Regions from separate parts of the Mus musculus genome. Here region 1 is linked to region 2. Evidence: chromatin loops called from intact Hi-C (ENCODE). Cell type or tissue: left cerebral cortex. All regions are shown on one strand. Each heading gives the region's core, and the rest is flanking DNA. Links, peaks and the distances in the headings are about the cores only. Region 1 has its middle 620 kb from the start of Gm22212. Region 2 overlaps Grid2 (glutamate receptor, ionotropic, delta 2).

Region 1 (8,343 bases), core at 111-8,110, 2.0 Mb after region 2:
TTCAATGCTTTGCTTATTTTTTAAGGGAATTCAAATGGATATACCCTGCATTATTGAACAGAAATGCCTCCAGAAGACTAGAATGCTAAAGAAAATCAGTGCCAGATATGAAATGCAGGTAATTAGAACAGAACTTGCTAGGACCAAAAAATAAAAAAAAATTAAAATAAATAAAATAAATTAATAAAAAATACATTTTTTCTAAAATTGTTTCATAATGCCCCAAATGTGGGGAATTGTAAGATATCATATTAAGTCTAGATAAAGTGGCAATAATTTTCTTTTTTTTTCCATTTTTTTTTAGGTATTGTGGCAATAATTTTCAATCACTAAAAATTCTGAAAAGTATTCTTGTCAGCAAGAGACAGAATTGATTTGATTAAATCTGTTTATTCACTTAAGCTATAGTAAGAGGAAAGAATTTCTTCTGGGGGTACCATATTATTCCTCATAGAAATTCTAGTTCTTCTAGTTAACACATGAATAGCAAGGAAAGAATATGTCATTTTCTGCCTGTGTCTAAATTTACAAAATTAGCCACTAGAGTTAACATTAAGTGATGGGCATCCGTGATTTAATTGTGATCTTTCCTGCCACTTGTTAACTGCTAAAAAGGAGGCAAGAAGCAAAAATCAGTAGGATTGGAGGAGATTTTTTTAAATAGGTTGATTAAATGTCCCTTTTTATTGGTATGTTTTAGAGCATTTCTTTAAATTTGTAAATCCTAGCCTCTTATTCAAAGAGAGTTCTGTATGAAGTGATATTTTTCTGTAAAACAATAGCTGCTCAGAAAGAAAAAAAAATAATCATGAAATTTGATCTGAAAATAATCCATATAAACTTCCAGTCCAAAATTTTTTTCTTTGCACTTGATAGATTTAACTCAGCTAGAATAGACTTCTCCAGGTATTACCTTTGTTCCTCTTTTCATCAGGGCTATGAGATATATAAATTGATTAAATGCGCACTTTGTTTTTAAGAAAAACACAGTATCCAATTTTATGAGTTTGATGTAAATGATTGGCCTCTTCATGGGTAAAATTTTGAGGGAATAGAACTTTTGGTAACTCTAGGGGTAAGCAAGTTTCACTGAAAAAAATCCAATTAATATCACTTTACCTGTGTTACATGGTGCCTCAAAGGTAAGTGATATACACAATGTACTAGAGCCTAATCAATAGCAAAGGGATCTTTTGATGTTACCAAAACTCACAGGCATTATAAAACTTGCCAGTGACTGGTGAGTGGGCCAGAGCAGGAGGTATGGGGCATGGGGGAGGGTGGAGAGAATAGAAACCCTCCAGTAGTGGACAAAAGCACAGTACTTTGATGTTTAAAAGAAAAGCTATCCCACCAGGAAGCATTAGTGCTTATGTTAAAAAAAGAATAATAAGAGGAAACATAAACAGATGAAATAATAGTGATCCACCTGATCCTGGAAATACGAAAACAAAGCGAATTTGGAAACAGCAGGTGAAAGGAACTTTTAAAAGGACAGAAATCAATGAATTCAAAACAAAATTCAAATAAGAAGAGTCAATGAACCTAAGGGCCCATTTTAATTGGCAAATCATCAAAAAAAAAAAAAGGCATCAAAAAATCCAACATTTTTTAAGGTAAACCTTAAAAAGTTGAACTCCACTGAAGAGGGAAACTCAAAGGGAATGGTTGAGTTTCTAGGCAAATATCAACCACCAAAGTTAAATAAAGAGAGATCAACAACTTAAGGAGACCTGCAACATTATTAAAACAGTAATACAAGTCTCCGAAATAAAGTGGCACAGATGGATTCACAGCAGAATTACTACTAAGCTTTTAACCAACCACATTCAATATTTCTCATATTATATTAAAAAGTAGAAATAAGAGAAGTTCTAAACTCCTATGAAACCAGAATTACTCTAATTCTAAAGTCAGGTAGCTATAAAAGAAACCAAAAAATTGCAAATCAATATCCATGATGAGAATAGGTGGGTGCAAAATTTTTCAAGGAAAAAAACATGCTGAATGTAGACATCCATCTAAGTTATATATCATGATCATATGGAGTTTGGGTATACTTCAACAGATGTAATCCCATAAGTCTACAAAATCATATAAATGGATTTAACAGCGAAAGTCACATAATCATCATAATAGATGCTGAAAAGACCTTTGACAGCAGTCCAACATGACATCATGACAAAATTTCTATAGAAAATATGAGGAGAGAAAATATGTTAACATAATAAAGGTTATACATTACAAGCCTCCCACTAACATCTTCCTAAATGAACAGAAACTTGAATACCATTAAAATCAGATTAGTAATATGACAGGAATATCACTATGAACATGCTTTTCTTAATATAACACTAGAAGACCTAGTTAGAGCAGTAAGACAAGAAAAAGCAACTAAATGGATACAAATAGAAAAAAAAGTCAAATTATCCCTATTTGCAGATGTTTTAATATTGTACAAAAGATTCCACCAAAACCTAGAAATGTTCAAAACTTTCAACCTATGGTAGGATGCAACATTAAATTTTAGAAAAGATTGGTCCTTTTACACATCAATCATAAACATGCTTACAAAAATCATAGAAACACTTCATTCAGTGGGTTTACACTTCATTCAGCTGGAGTATGCTCCCTAGTTGGTGATCCAGTGTCTGAGAGATCTTGGGGTCCAGGTTAATTGAAACTGCTGGTCCTCTTACAGAGTCACCCTCTACCCTTCTCCTCAACTTTTCCAGCTTTTCCTTAATTCAACAACAGGAGCCAGCAGTTCAAATATCTGACTGTTTCAGCTGCTTGTTCAGTCTTTCAGAGGGCAGTCATGATATGTCCCTTTTTGTGAGCACTCCATAGCCTTAGTAATAGTGTCAGGCCTTGGTGTCTCCCATTGAGCTGGATTCCACTTTGGGCCTGTTGCTGGACCTTCTTTTCCTCAGGCTTTTCTCCATTTCCATTCCTGCAGTTCTTTCAGACAGGAAAAATTATGGATCAGAATTTTGTCTGTGGTATAGCAACCCTATCCCTCACTAGATGCCCTGTCTTTCTTCTGGAAGTGGACTGTACAAGTTCCCTCTCCACATTGTAGGGCCATCTAGATTCCCTCCCTTTGAGTCCTGGAAAAAAATCTCCATTAACCCTCACATCGGATAGAAGGCTAGTATCCAAAATATATAAAGAACTCAAGAAGCTAACCACCAAAAAATCCCAAACAACCCAATCAAAAAACAGTGTATAGAATTAAACCGAGAATTCACAACTGAGGAATCTTGAATGGCTGAGAAGCACCCAAGGAAATGTCCAAATTTCTTAATGATCAGAGATATCCAAATAAAAACAACACTGAGATTCTACCTTACAATAATAAGAATAGCTAAGATCAAAACCTCAGGTAACAACACATGTTGGCAAGAATGTGGAAAAAGAGTAACACTTCTCCACTGCTGGTGGGATTGCAAACTGATACAACTACTCTGGAAATCAATCTTGAGGTTCCTCAGAAAAATGGAAATAGATCTACCTGAAGACCCAGCAATACCACTCTTGGGAATATACCCAAAAGATTCCCCACCATGCCACAGGGGAACATGTTCTACTCTATGTTCATAGCAGCCTTATTTGTGGTAACCAGAACCTGGAAACCACCCAGATGTCCCACAAAAGAAGAATGAAAACAGAAAATGTGTTTCATTTACACAATGGAATACTACTTAGCTATTAAGAACAAGGACATCCTGAGTTTTTCAGGCAAATGGATGGAACTAGAAAATATCATACTGAGTGAGGTAACTCAGACCCAAATGGAAATACATGGTATGTACTTAGTAATAAGTGGATACTAGAAAAAAATACAGAATGTCCAAGATACAGTCCACAGAACACAAAAAGGTCTACAAGCTGAAGGGACCAAGTGAGGATACCTCAGCCCCACTTGGGAGGGAGAAGAAACTAATCACAAGTGCGGAGGAAGGGACCTGGGAGGAAAAGGGGTTGGGGGGTCAGAGAGAGGGGAACATGATCTGGTATTGAGTGGGGGGGGGAGGCTGAAGCCCCAAGGACCACCAGAAAGAATGGAAACATTTAATCTCGGGACCTGTTGGGGGACCCTCCAGAATGTACCTTTATCTTTCTTGCCTTGGATTTATTGTTTGCAGGCAAGGAACTTTGCATTCCTGCAAAGGAATAGCCTGTTTCTTACAATGCTTCACTTTCTTGGGTTCTTTTTCCATTTATTTCTTACTGAAGGATCCATACGGTAAAGAGCTAAATGATACTGTGCTGAATACTCTCTCTTATCCCTTATTTCCATTACCACAGGATTTCCTTCACAAAGCATGGGAAATTAGATAAGATTTGGGAGAAAGAATGAAAAGTGTGGTTTGGTTTGGTTTGGTTCTAGTCTATATTGTATTCTGTCAGTTTTTTTTTTTTTTTTTTTCCTTCCCTAACTGGTTAATAGCACCACCAACAGCTGCCAAATGTTTTAAATAAATATTAAATATTTATAAGGAGTTGATTTTTAGGGGTCTTAAGTTTCTAAGAACATGGAAAGTCACAGATCTCTCTGTTCACCGTCCACCAACGTTCAGGTTGGACAAAATTCCACCAGTCACTTCTTGGTCAATCCCTCGATATACTCCCAGAGCAATATCGCCACCTATGGGTACCAGACACACCATCACAGTCGTTCTATTTATTTCATGATCTCCCTTCCCACAATACCATAGACCTCAGAGCTGAGAGCCAGAGTTAAATAAAACCCAGACTCCATCATTTGGTGCTCACAATCAAAGTTTGTGATAATCCATATGAGCTTTCATTTGTTACTTTAAGACCATGGAATTGCTTCTATTTCTTTGGATTGGTATTTTGGAGCAACTTAACTGAGGAAATTTTCTCTTGCTATATCCATGTTAATATTACTTGTGTGTTTTGTTGTTGTTGTTGTTGTTGTAAACAACACTTAATCTACAACATTTGTAGAGCTCAAAGGGATGCATGGTGTGAAAGGGAATGTGTTTGTTTTATTGTGTAGTTGAGCTCACCATAGGCAGAAAATAGTCATGTGACTTTCTCACACCATTTTTTCTGTTAACCTCATCAAAATAGAAGCAACTGTGTGACTTGGTTAACAAGTGATCCCATCACTATGCCCATAGCCACATGTACTGGTCATTATCTTGGTTAGTAGCATCTTCAAAATAGCTGCAACCTTCATGTAAGATTTGGATGAGGTTTGTTGCCATGTGATAAGGTCAATTGTAGCCTCCCCTCCCCAGCCTGAAACCTGCTTGCTCAGGGGTGGAGCTTGCCGCTCAATCGTTTTGCCACGCCCACCGCTGGAGCCTGCTGCTTTGCTGTTTCGGAGCCATCACGTGTTCACCTGCAACCTTACTGCAATTTCTCATAACAGGCTAAGGATGGAGTATAAGACCTCAATGACAATTCTGTTTTATTTTGAAGGCATGCTTTTGAATGAAAACTTTTACTGGCTTCTAAAGGGACTTGCAGTTTTGCCAGTCATGTGTCTCCAACACTACACAAACTACACTGGGAACTGACATTTTGAGATGGATAGACCTAGGAAGCTCAGAAGAATTTGCCGCAAGAGAGGCCATTTTGTGAAAGCACAGATCTTAACTGGGAGCCAAAGGATAGGGTGACAGGTGCTAGACAAGCTGCTGCCCATAGCATCTGCAACATCTGAGGTGGGATGGGTCTACAGGGTAGGGTGGGGACCAGGCAGAGATGTGTACTCTCCTCTTTCTAGTAGCATCTATATGCTCATTTTTCAATATCTGTGGCAGAATTGATCCACACTCATCCACTTCTATTTCTGTCTCATCATGCTCTGGGAACCCCTGCTTTTGTTTTGGTTTCTATTTGTGGAAGTCTAGAGAAGCTAAAAATGCCATGGCTTTCTAAGTCCTTTTATATTGTTTATGTTGTTGTTGTGTGATGCTTTGTTTTCTCTGTTTATTTTTCTGTATATGATAGGAATTTAAATTTCCACTTGGGCTGCCTCAATCCAGAAAGCCTACAAGGTAACCCTGTTTGAACAAGAAGAAATCCATGTTGCATTTATCATGTTTGCTTCCTATCTAGATTACAAAAATATACTACAGAGTGATAATAAATTTGAGGAAACTGCTCAAGGGGAATGATGAAATTCAATACTGTAAATCAATTTTAGACTAGAGAGGTTCAAAATTCTCCTGATTCATATCATTAAAATCCTTAAAATTTGGCTAATTTCACTGATAATGTAAAGCTGAATATTTATTCCAGAAATCTTCTTGTTGTGGGCTAGGCACAGGGAAAATGAGATAAATCAGGCTAGATGCAGGAAATTTTGTTTAGCTTACAATATAATAGTTTTCTAGAGCCAAACTCGTTGAAACAAATATTCTAATAGACTCCCCCTCACAGTTGGTAATGAAGCCCAGGGCTCTGTGAGTAAGATCACCTAGTGTGTCACAGAACTATTCTTTCTCATGGTCTATTTCAAGGGAAGGAGGAAGAATTGAAAGACAAGCGCTAGAGGATGATCTGAAGAAGCCAAAGGAAAGGAAGAGAGAAAGGAAGGAAGGAAGGGAGGGAGGGAGGGAGGGAGGGAGGGAGGGAGAGAGAGAGAGAGAGAGAGAGAGAGAGAGAGAGAGAGAGAGAGAGAGAGAGAGAGAGAGAATATCAGAGTACTGTATTATCCTACAGCTTGATCTATTTATAGAAGGGATGGTTCTTGTTGGGTTTTTCTGATTGTCTACTTCCATTTGTAGGCAAATGCAAGCTAGCTGTAAGTACAGGTTCCCAAGCATTTGATCACATGAAGTCTCTCCAGGGAAGATATTTACAGGTTAAATACTGGTAAAGACAGATATTTCTGTTTATTTAATCTTCCATGGTAATGGAAGCTGACTGCATCTCACCTTATAAAGTTTAAAATTATCAGGGGTTACACTTAAAAATCAAGTGTTTGCAACCCTAAAGCCCTGACAGGGAAGAGATACTTTCTGTTTCTTGTAAATTGCCAGAAGATGACAAGCACAGCTGCACAAGTATGCAGGTAATGAAGACAAGAGCTTTTGGTCCAGTCTCCTCGTTCTTTTTTCTGTCTTTTGATCCTTGCAGGAAAAGACAAAACAAAGCCAATCTGTTAAGTTGGTACCTTCAGTGGTATAGAGTAGCAAATATGTTTTGTGTACACACTACCCTGGCAAACCTCCATGTGCTTTTTGAGCTGACTCATAAGCTACTCCTACTTCAGGCCAGAGCATGTTTGTCTCAATGTGTCCTCAAAAGCACTCTTTCTGAATGAGGTTATCCCCCGACTTTGTGCCAGGGAAAAGAAGGACAAAACCATTGAGGACAACACATATAAGGGCATTGCACATTTATTATACGTGATGCTCATCCCTGGAAATGACAGAGAGGATCGTCTGACTAAAAGGAGTTTTAGGAACTCATCCAACAGTAACTTCTGTATCACAGTTATAAGAGAATTTGCTAAGTTTATTTCTGCTTTGTCACACACACATGAATTTAAAGATGTTTTGTTATGGAAGACCTATTTACTGTGTTGCTTTGCACATTCATTTAAAAGTACATGTGTGGCTATCACAGTAAATTCTTTGGATTGGATAATCTAAAATAATGGACTTTTGTTTTTTAGTAACCCTTGCTTAAAACTTACAAATCCCCAGAGTTTAGCAACATGTACCTAGGTAGTATTAATTTATTAGCCTTTCTTTATCTGTGTATATTGTTCATATTGAGCTTTCTTTAAATAAGATGGTGTCGTACAGGACTATCATTGAAGCTAGACAATCGCCATCATCATGATATCAGATGTGTCTGTTTACAAAGTCCACCACCTGGACTTACTCACTCCTGACAGTCACTCATAGAAAGAATGCTTTACACAGTCACTGGACCCTCCTTTGAGTATCCAAACACTCTCCTCAATGACTTATGTGCAGTTTTGCCCTAATCACATATGGTATTGTGATCTTGGGGAGGATCCAAAGCATATGTTTGCAAAAAGAGTAGAGGAGTAGAGACTCTATCAATGCAGCTATGGGGAAGCCATTCATTCTGAATGAGGACTTTCCAGGGAGGCTGCCTTTGAATCACATGTGGTCCTTTCAGTAAGACCCTGCTTATATTCTATAAGTATGCCAGATAAAATCCCAGGTTTCACAAGGTATAAATTCTTTGAAATTGAACTTTTCTTTGTCATTTAGATCTTATAAAGAGGGGTCAATCATTTCTTAGTTTCTTTCCCCCAGGGAAGAAATTTTCATAAGTGATGGTATACACACACACACACACACACACACACACACACACACA
Region 2 (8,343 bases), core at 50-8,049:
TTTTATATTTCTGATTTAGGGGAACAATTGGATGACATTTATTATGCAAAGTTATTAATCATTTATTTATCCCCAAGTCATTTATGAACTGCTTTAGTAACCTGGGACTTTGGTATAACTTATTTTTTTTTCCTCAGTAATTAAAAATCTTGATTCCCTTACACAAAAGAAGCAGAATGCTTTGTTTCCACAATAATGGGGGAGAGCTTTCCTCAGACTCTATAACAAAGTCGTACAGAAGTCTATTCTTTCCCACAGTTTGGAGACTAGAAGTTCAAGACCAGGGGCTGGTAGGCTTTGTTTCTGCTGAGGTCCTTCTTGTCTATGCTAGTTTCCTTGTCATATATGGACAAAATTGTATTGGGATGAGACAACCCCAGTTCATTTTAATTTACTTATCTACTGAGAAATCCTACAAAAAAAACTACAACTATAAGCATGCACAATTTTACAAAGCTGTCAAAAACATCTATTTGAAAGCCAGGCATGGTGGTGCACACCTTTAATCCCAGTACTTGGGAGGCAGAGGCAGGTAGATTTCTGAGTTCGAGGCCAGCCTGGTCTACAGAGTGAGTTCCAGGACAGCCAGGGCTACACAGAGAACCCTGTCTCAAACGCCCCTCCCCCAAAAAAATCTATTGAAGAAATAGCCAACCATGTTGGCAAAACTGTACATAAAAGGCAGCAGAAACTAGATTCCCATGTCTCTCCCTACATCAAAGCCATTTCAAAACAGATCAAAATCCTTAATGTGAAACCTACAACTCTGAGACTCTTAGAAGAAAGCACTCCAAGATATAGGCATATGAGTGGACTCATTGAAAAAGACTCCAATATTTTATGAAATAATAGCAAGAAGTGACAAATGATATTGCACAAAATTAAAACGCTACCCAGCAAAGAAAACAGCCAAGTAGAGAATGGGAGACATTGTTAATATGAAGAACATATAAAAGTAAATCAAACAATCCAATCAATGAAGTTGCAAAAGAAAATTGAGAGGATACTTTTCAAAAGATGGAGTAAAAATGGTCGATAAATACATGAGAATATTCAACATCCTTAGCCATCGGGGAAAGGCAAACCAAAACTCCATTTAAATTCCATTTCACCTGTCAGAATGGTCACAAGCAAAAAGAAAGCAAATGCCATCCAGAAATTCGGAGAAGAGGACTCCACATTGCCGATGAAGAAGACAAATAGTGAAGGCTCCAAGTATGGAGATAAAATATCTCAAGACACTGAAATCAGAACTGCCAAGTTGATGGACATAGAAAGCACCTCCTCCCTCCCCCACCAATGCAGAGCTTTGTGCTGTAAGGGGCTTCTGCCTTGTGCCCGTGGGAAGCTTTCTCCCAGGGAGGGGAAGTCAAATTCAGCAGGTGAGGGGCACAGAGGATAAACAAAAACCTTCCTTTACAATAAGGCCCTAGATTTGACAACCAGAGTTCTCAGTGCAAACAGGGCAGAAAAGCCAGAGATAAGAGTCATAAGAAGACTCTCACAGCAACCAGGACAGGTGGTAACTTTTGACAGCTCTTTCCTGATTGGCTAGACAATCAGGGTCCAGCTGGTCCTTAATAAATTGGCCTGCTTTATGATAGAGGAAGACATGGAGGCTTCAGGACCAGATCTCAACCCATGATCTAGAATCAGTTTGTTGGAGACACGAGAATGTGCCCCTTTGTCTGAGGCTTCTACTCAGCAGGGTTTCTCAGGAAATGAGCTTGCTTCTTCCACATAACTGACACTTCTCTCTTCTCAGAGAACTCCCTTGAGCCTCCAAAACTCAACTAGTTTCAGAGAACTCACTCCTATCTTACCTGCAAGACTCCATTCTCAGCTGGTCAGCAGAGGGAATTTCATCTGGCATTTGCTACCAGCCTCCCATACCTGCTGCTTTAGAGACCTGTGGCTCTGGGCTCTGGGACTATGATCAACTACTCTGTAAGGGACTACTCTTAGCTGGCACACTGAACCCCTTGAGAAATTTGGTATTGCTGTTGGGTAGTTCAAACTTGTTTCATTAAAACCCTACAGGACAGTCTGTTTGTAGGTTCTTAATCCCGAATTGGTAATGAGGTGCTTCCCATTTGTATATTTTGCTATTGACCAACTCCATTCTTGGAAGGAGGGTGGGCAAGAACATGGTTGAAGATAGACTCCACCCACCAAATAGATCAATATGATCCAGCTGTAGCACTTCAGAGAATATACCCAAAGGAATCCAGGTTGTCACAGGGACACTCACTCATCTGTGTTTTCTGTGGCACTGTTCTCTGTGGCCTAGCTAGGAAGTGAGTTTATGTGCCAACCAACAGGTGAACAGCTAAAGAAAATCTAAAGAAAATGTCGTTTGTATGCACAGTGGAGGCAGGGAGGGAGGGAGGCAGGGAGGGAGGGAGGGAGAGAGAGAGAGAGGGAGAGAGAGAGAGACAGAGAGACAGAGAGAGAGAGACAGAGAGAGAGACAGAGAGAGACAGAGAGAGAGACAGAGACACAGAGACACAGAGAGAGACACAGAGAGAGAGACACACAGAGAGAGAGAGAGAGCGAGAGAGAGAGCGAGAGAGAGAGAGAGAGACAGACCCACAGGCTGGTCTTTGAAACTAAGTAGGCAAGGATAACCTTGAATTTCTGATCATGCTGCCTAAACTTTCCCAGTACTAGGATCATAGGTATCTATTATGTGGTTCTGAGGTCCAGCCCAGGGATTTCCTTGTCTGGCAAACATTCCCAACCAACTGGGCTATACCTCAAGTGCCATAATGAAGTTATAATTTAGTCATAAATAATGGCATTATTTCATTTGTATGAAAATGGGTAGAATAGAAATAGTCATAGTAAAAGAAATACTCCATAAATAGAAATATAAATACTATATTTTTCTCTCATATGGAATTTTGGACATGGACACACACACACACACACACACACACACACACATACACATTCACTCACACTAATCAGGGACAATAGAAGGCAGACTAACTAGAAAGAAGAAAGGTGATAGAGAGGGGGAGTTAGCATTTGTGTATGGTGGGGGATCCAGAGAGGGTAATGAGGAGTGAAGTTGGTATATGGCATACTTGAACAGGAATATTATGAATTCTGGAGTCATATTCTGAAGTTCTTGGATTTGATACTTTAACAAATTTACTTTTATGTAGTACACTTTAGCTTGAAGTCCTTGAGAGAACATAGAAGTTAGATAATCTGAGTGTACAAATGTGGGCACTGATTGTAGCTTTGCTGTGTGGCCAGTCACATATTTAGCCTTGATTTTCTTCCATGAATAATGGAAAGAGTAGTGCTATATGATGTTAGATATGACCCTTCAATATAAGAACAGACTTTTTAAAGAAAAGCTTTGTGTGAAGAAAGTACCTTTCTTTAGACATTTCCAACCTAAGTGGAATGGCTATAATGTCAATATGTATGGAGATATACAGATCTCTCTCTCTCTCTCTCATCTATTATCTACCTTTACATTATCTATCTATCAACCTATTGATCTATCTATACCTTAGAAAACTTGGAAAGAAATAAATATCTATCTATACCCAGGCACTATTTTCTACTAATCTTAATTTTAGACTCGTTACTTAGTATACCAACGTGATTATCTTTAAATAAGGATGAATTAATTTATACTTCAAGCTTATTTTAAATTATTTAGTCAGATAACATATATAAAAAGTCTCTTGGATAGACAAGAAGATAGACATTCCAATTAATCCTAGTAAGCAGTAGATAGTGACGAGACTGCATCAGGAGAGGTAGAGAGAATGGAGATGGGACACACATGGGTGAGAAGGGAATTACTAAGTTCCCTTCCATTAGGTTGTGGGATCAATGCTGTGGCTTGACAGGAAAACTCTGCTGTTTGTCTATTTAGCCTAGCTTCCACTTTCAGAGACAGCAATTTCACAATCAGACCTCTGAGACCTTCTCCTTCCCCTTTTCCACTATGTACTCCAATGAAATAAGATTTATGGTCAGGACAGTCAAGGAGCACAGCCCAGAAGGGCCTGGCCTAGCTCTCAAGGTCAGGGAAATCTCTCTGAGCAAACTGCCCTGGAACACAAGGTTGTGTCAGAGTCAGCAGGTGCATTTGATAGGAAGAGACTAAAGGTTCAAGAGAGAAATTAGTGGAAACGAAGAAGGGAAGTCAACAGGGCCAGGGCTGTTTTCTGAAGGATGCCTGTTCTTGTACCCACCAGCACTTGACAGTGTCTACCTCATGCTTCTCTGTGCATGACCCAAAGTGTGAGTGGAACATTTATTTTCTTCCTAGAGTCCATTTTCCAAGTGAAACCATTTCCTCATTTTCCCCATTTATCATATCATAAAGAATCATTAGTTAAATTTCTTAAACTGAGGAGGGATATGCCATCTCAGATTTGGCAAGAGCTACTCATTTTTTTTTCAGCAACTCATTCATAACAAAGTCTTCCCAAGTGTGTGAGAGTCCTTCCTTCACTCATCCAGGGGCTCCTCATAGGCCCATCTGTGCATATGCTAGTGAAATCTGGCTCCCTCAAGACATTATCTCATCTCTTAATACCTGACTGGGTGACTTGCTGTTCCCACAGCCACGTTCATGCTGACAAAGGGTCATCATGACTCTCGCTACATTAGCTGAGACAGAGTCTGCTCACCCATGGCGCTCCCTCTAATAAGAGTAACATCCCATCCACAGACTCTACTCTGTCCCTTGGCTGCAAATTCCCACTTGACCACTACACACCTTCATCACTAATCTCTGTGTACTGATTTCAATGTCTTGAGGAGTTTTCTTTACCATGATCTGAAAAGTATTTAATGATAACAGTTAATATGCAACTGTATCAGATTTTGATAACCTTAAAATAATCTTATGTGGCCTAGTTGGCCATCACTGGGAAGAGAGGGCCCTTGGTATTGCAAACTTTATATGCCCCAGTACAGGGGAATGCCAGGGCCAAGAAGTGGGAGTGGGTGGGTATAGGAAACTTTCGGGATAGCATTTGAAATGTATATAAAGAAAATATCTAATAAAAATAATCTTATGTATTGTTATAGGCTCAAATACTAGAGGCTGCCCATAAATTATTCTTCTGCCAAGTAAAATAAAATGATCTCCCCAATATAAAAATTTATAAGCACAAAAGCAAATATCTTGGCATAGTCCATAAAGAGATTTGGAACAAAACTTCTTTATGAATAATGAAAACCATGGGGGCTCTGGCTGCCAAGTCCTTCCGATTACAGAAAGGGCAGGACATAAGCCGCTTAGCTAAAGAAAAATCAAGATTTCTGGCTAAGATTGCTCTTTACCATTTCAGAACATCTTAAGGCAGCTATCAACATTTGGGTAGTGATAAAAAATAAAGAAAATTTCTAATTTCAAGACGAGACGACACCAGGGGCACCGTGATTCATTCATTTGCCTGGCCTCAGGATAGTACATGAACCTGCCTCTCTTGTCTGAAGCTCACTTCCAGCTACAGAGTAAAGTTACACCGTGTCTCAAGCCCCAGGTGCCAAATGAAAATCACTGTCGTACTTTAAGAATATGGAGTATCTGAGTGTAAATGGAGGTCAGTGCTGGGCTAGAAGGCAGGTCAAAGTCTGTATGAGTTTGTGTTGGATAATTCCAGTGCCAAATCGAAGCCAAAGAACAGCACAGAACTAGTAAGAATAGTAACTAGAGAAAAGGTTTTGTTTGTGTTTTTCTTCAGAGTCATATTAAGAAGAAATTGATATTATTAAGCAGGATCAAAATGAATGCTTTCACTAGCAATGGAAAAATATGTTGAATCATTGAACCATATTTTCTTGTTTTTAATATGATTTTTTCCTTCAGAAACATATATTGATGTCTATTTTAAAACTAAAACTGACTTTAACATATCACTGCATTGTGTTATAACAGTCCTACAATTTATACTGTTCATAAGAAGGGATTATATCTGCCACTTATGTGTGAACAGAGGTCATATTCAGCAGGTGGTCTCAGACTGTGATGTCTGAATCCAATTTGTATAATCCACTGAAATTCCAAGGGCATCAGGTGAAGGCCCAATATTGATGGTGTAGCAGAAGATAGGGGCCTCAAACCAGACCAATGACTCATTGCAAGGAATATTTGCAAGTAGAGATATGTAGACAAAAGAATATTCTATGTGATACACTCTAACACACTACAGCTTCTACATCAAGATTTTAAAAAAAAATCTATTTAATCTATTTTGGGAGTAGGTTGTAAGGGCAGAGGGTGGATATGAAGGAATGTGGAGATGAATGGGATTTATATACATAGTATGAGTGTCACAGAAAATTTGAATAAAATGTTAAAAAAATCCCAAGGGCATCATAAGGTCACAGGCCCTTTTTCTCATTATGCAGAGGTTAGCAAGGCACACTATCATCTCACACAATCGTGTCCAGAGCCTCTGCACAGTTGGTACTGGATCTGGGGCTCCATCTGCTTCTCAAAGCTAACAATGTGTCACATTTGCATCTTAGCACACAGTTAAGAACGTTACATTTTTACAAACAAGAATTTACTTAATATTGTTGGCACTTAGGTACTTAATAAACAGCATGCACCGAGGGTTAATTGATGAGTCCAATGCAGCAGGTCTTCAGGAACTGTCTGCACATCATTGCTAGGGCAGAGCCAGCAGCCTGCCCACCTTCCCAGCCTTAGCAGTGGTCAGCACTGATGGGCTGCTTTGTGAAGCAGGGACACTTTATTTTGAAATATGGCTACACTACTCTGGTGGACTCACGATATTGCTCTCCTCAAATTACTCTTGAGTTTCAAAATACTGTCCTGTCTAAGGCTATTAAGTGCTAATAAACATCACCGTTACTCAGTCGAAGGGAGCTATCGTGCAGTGATGCGTGAAAAAATGTTTGCAACCTCTGCTCGCAAGGTGCTGTGGAGTAGAAAGTCTCCGTCCTTCTTGTTGCCTGTACAGTAAATGCCCTTTTTACTCTGCAATTTAACCTTGAAAAACAACATATATTCCACAAACAAAAATAAAATATTTAAAAGCATTTGGAGAAAGAGGCCTTTTCCTCTCTAAAACTTCTCTGCTCCTGTGAGAATGTGATCAAAGAGCTTAAGGGGAGACTGACCTGCCGCCAGATCCCAAGCCTCGGGGAAAAGTACTTAACCTCTGTGAGCCATAGCTTCTTATCTACAGGCCTGGGACGGCAGCGGAGCTTACTCTCAGGGATGGCCATGAAAAGAACATTCTTACCCGGTAAATATGGAGAGGAGCAGCTTGTACACAGTAGGTGCTCAATAAACGATAAGACCCAGACATTTTCTCTTAATGTGTACATGAAAAAAAGACATTATCAGAATATAGAAGCTAGTATCCAACAAAACCCACTGTACTGCTATGGCTTTTCAGATTATGGGTTCCTCACAAGAAAATCTTTAGAAAATGTCATATAATTTGGTTAATAAATCAAAGTTTTGTGCAAATTACCCAGGACTTAAATATTCTCTCTGTCTCTCTCCATGTATGTATCTGTCTTTGTCTGTCTGTCTCTGTCTCTTTCTCACCCTTTATCTCTCCTCCCATTGTCTATTATATGTAAGGGAAACACACACACACACACACATACACACACACACACACACACGTTGTGCTTGTTATTTATGAAATGGTTTAAAGACTTGAAAATTTAGCCAAAGTTTCTTTGATTTTTTTTAATATTACTCATACTACTCATACCTAGGACTCTGCTTTGCTTTACATATTGGGTTCATTTGTCTTCTTTGATATGGTAAACATATTCATACATTTATATAAACCTCCCCCTTTTCCTCCATGCATCTAACCACCTCACATAATTTTTGACAAGCTTTGTGGAAGATTTTTCAAAAAGCTGTGGTTGTGTAATGAACAACTTAATGTACACTTGAAAAGCAAAGCGTGTATTCTTCCAAGGTTGCTGAGGTCTTATGTGTACTCTCTGCTCTAAAGTCTTTGGGTGTAAACAGAGTGGTCAGTACAGAATCTACCTGTGACTTATACCATTTAGAGAGTTCAGAAATTCATCCTTTTATCCCCACAGTCAACTAACTATGATCATGACCTCTGCTTCCAGTCCATAATGGAAGAATTAACTGTTTACGTTAAAATAGGGTTTGACTTGCTGGTCCATTCTTAAACAAGCACACACTGACTGCTGATGTGTAAGGTGGGGGGGGGGGGGCTGAAGCCTGGAGCAATGAATTCTGTATCCATTATTTTTTTTAAAGAGATTTAATCCTTGATCTGTTGACATAGTGACTGACTACTACACACTAAAATACACAATCAAGGGCCTAAGCATGAT

What was found. A loop is a pair of places that touch in the nucleus more often than their neighbours do. Peaks named below come from ENCODE experiments on the same cell type or tissue, not always from the same donor. Only the 100,000 strongest peaks of a DNase experiment are listed, where the experiment ranks them.
Region 1: it touches region 2 in a loop (3-fold over the local background); 2 of 42 quality-filtered maps call a loop at or near these places.

The regions. Positions count from the first base shown.
Region 1 is chr6:62,572,703-62,581,045 of GRCm38, reverse strand. No RefSeq gene overlaps it. Among named protein-coding and RNA genes, the nearest start is that of Gm22212, 620 kb to the left of the region's middle. In left cerebral cortex, for the core only: a CTCF peak has its summit at 4,647; DNase peaks (open chromatin) are centred at 4,637 and 7,246.
Region 2 is chr6:64,570,355-64,578,697 of GRCm38, reverse strand. The region is part of intron 14 of Grid2 (glutamate receptor, ionotropic, delta 2); the gene reads right to left. Among named protein-coding and RNA genes, the nearest start is that of Gm35851, 150 kb to the left of the region's middle. In left cerebral cortex, for the core only: no CTCF peak of the experiment used is centred there; no DNase peak of the experiment used is centred there.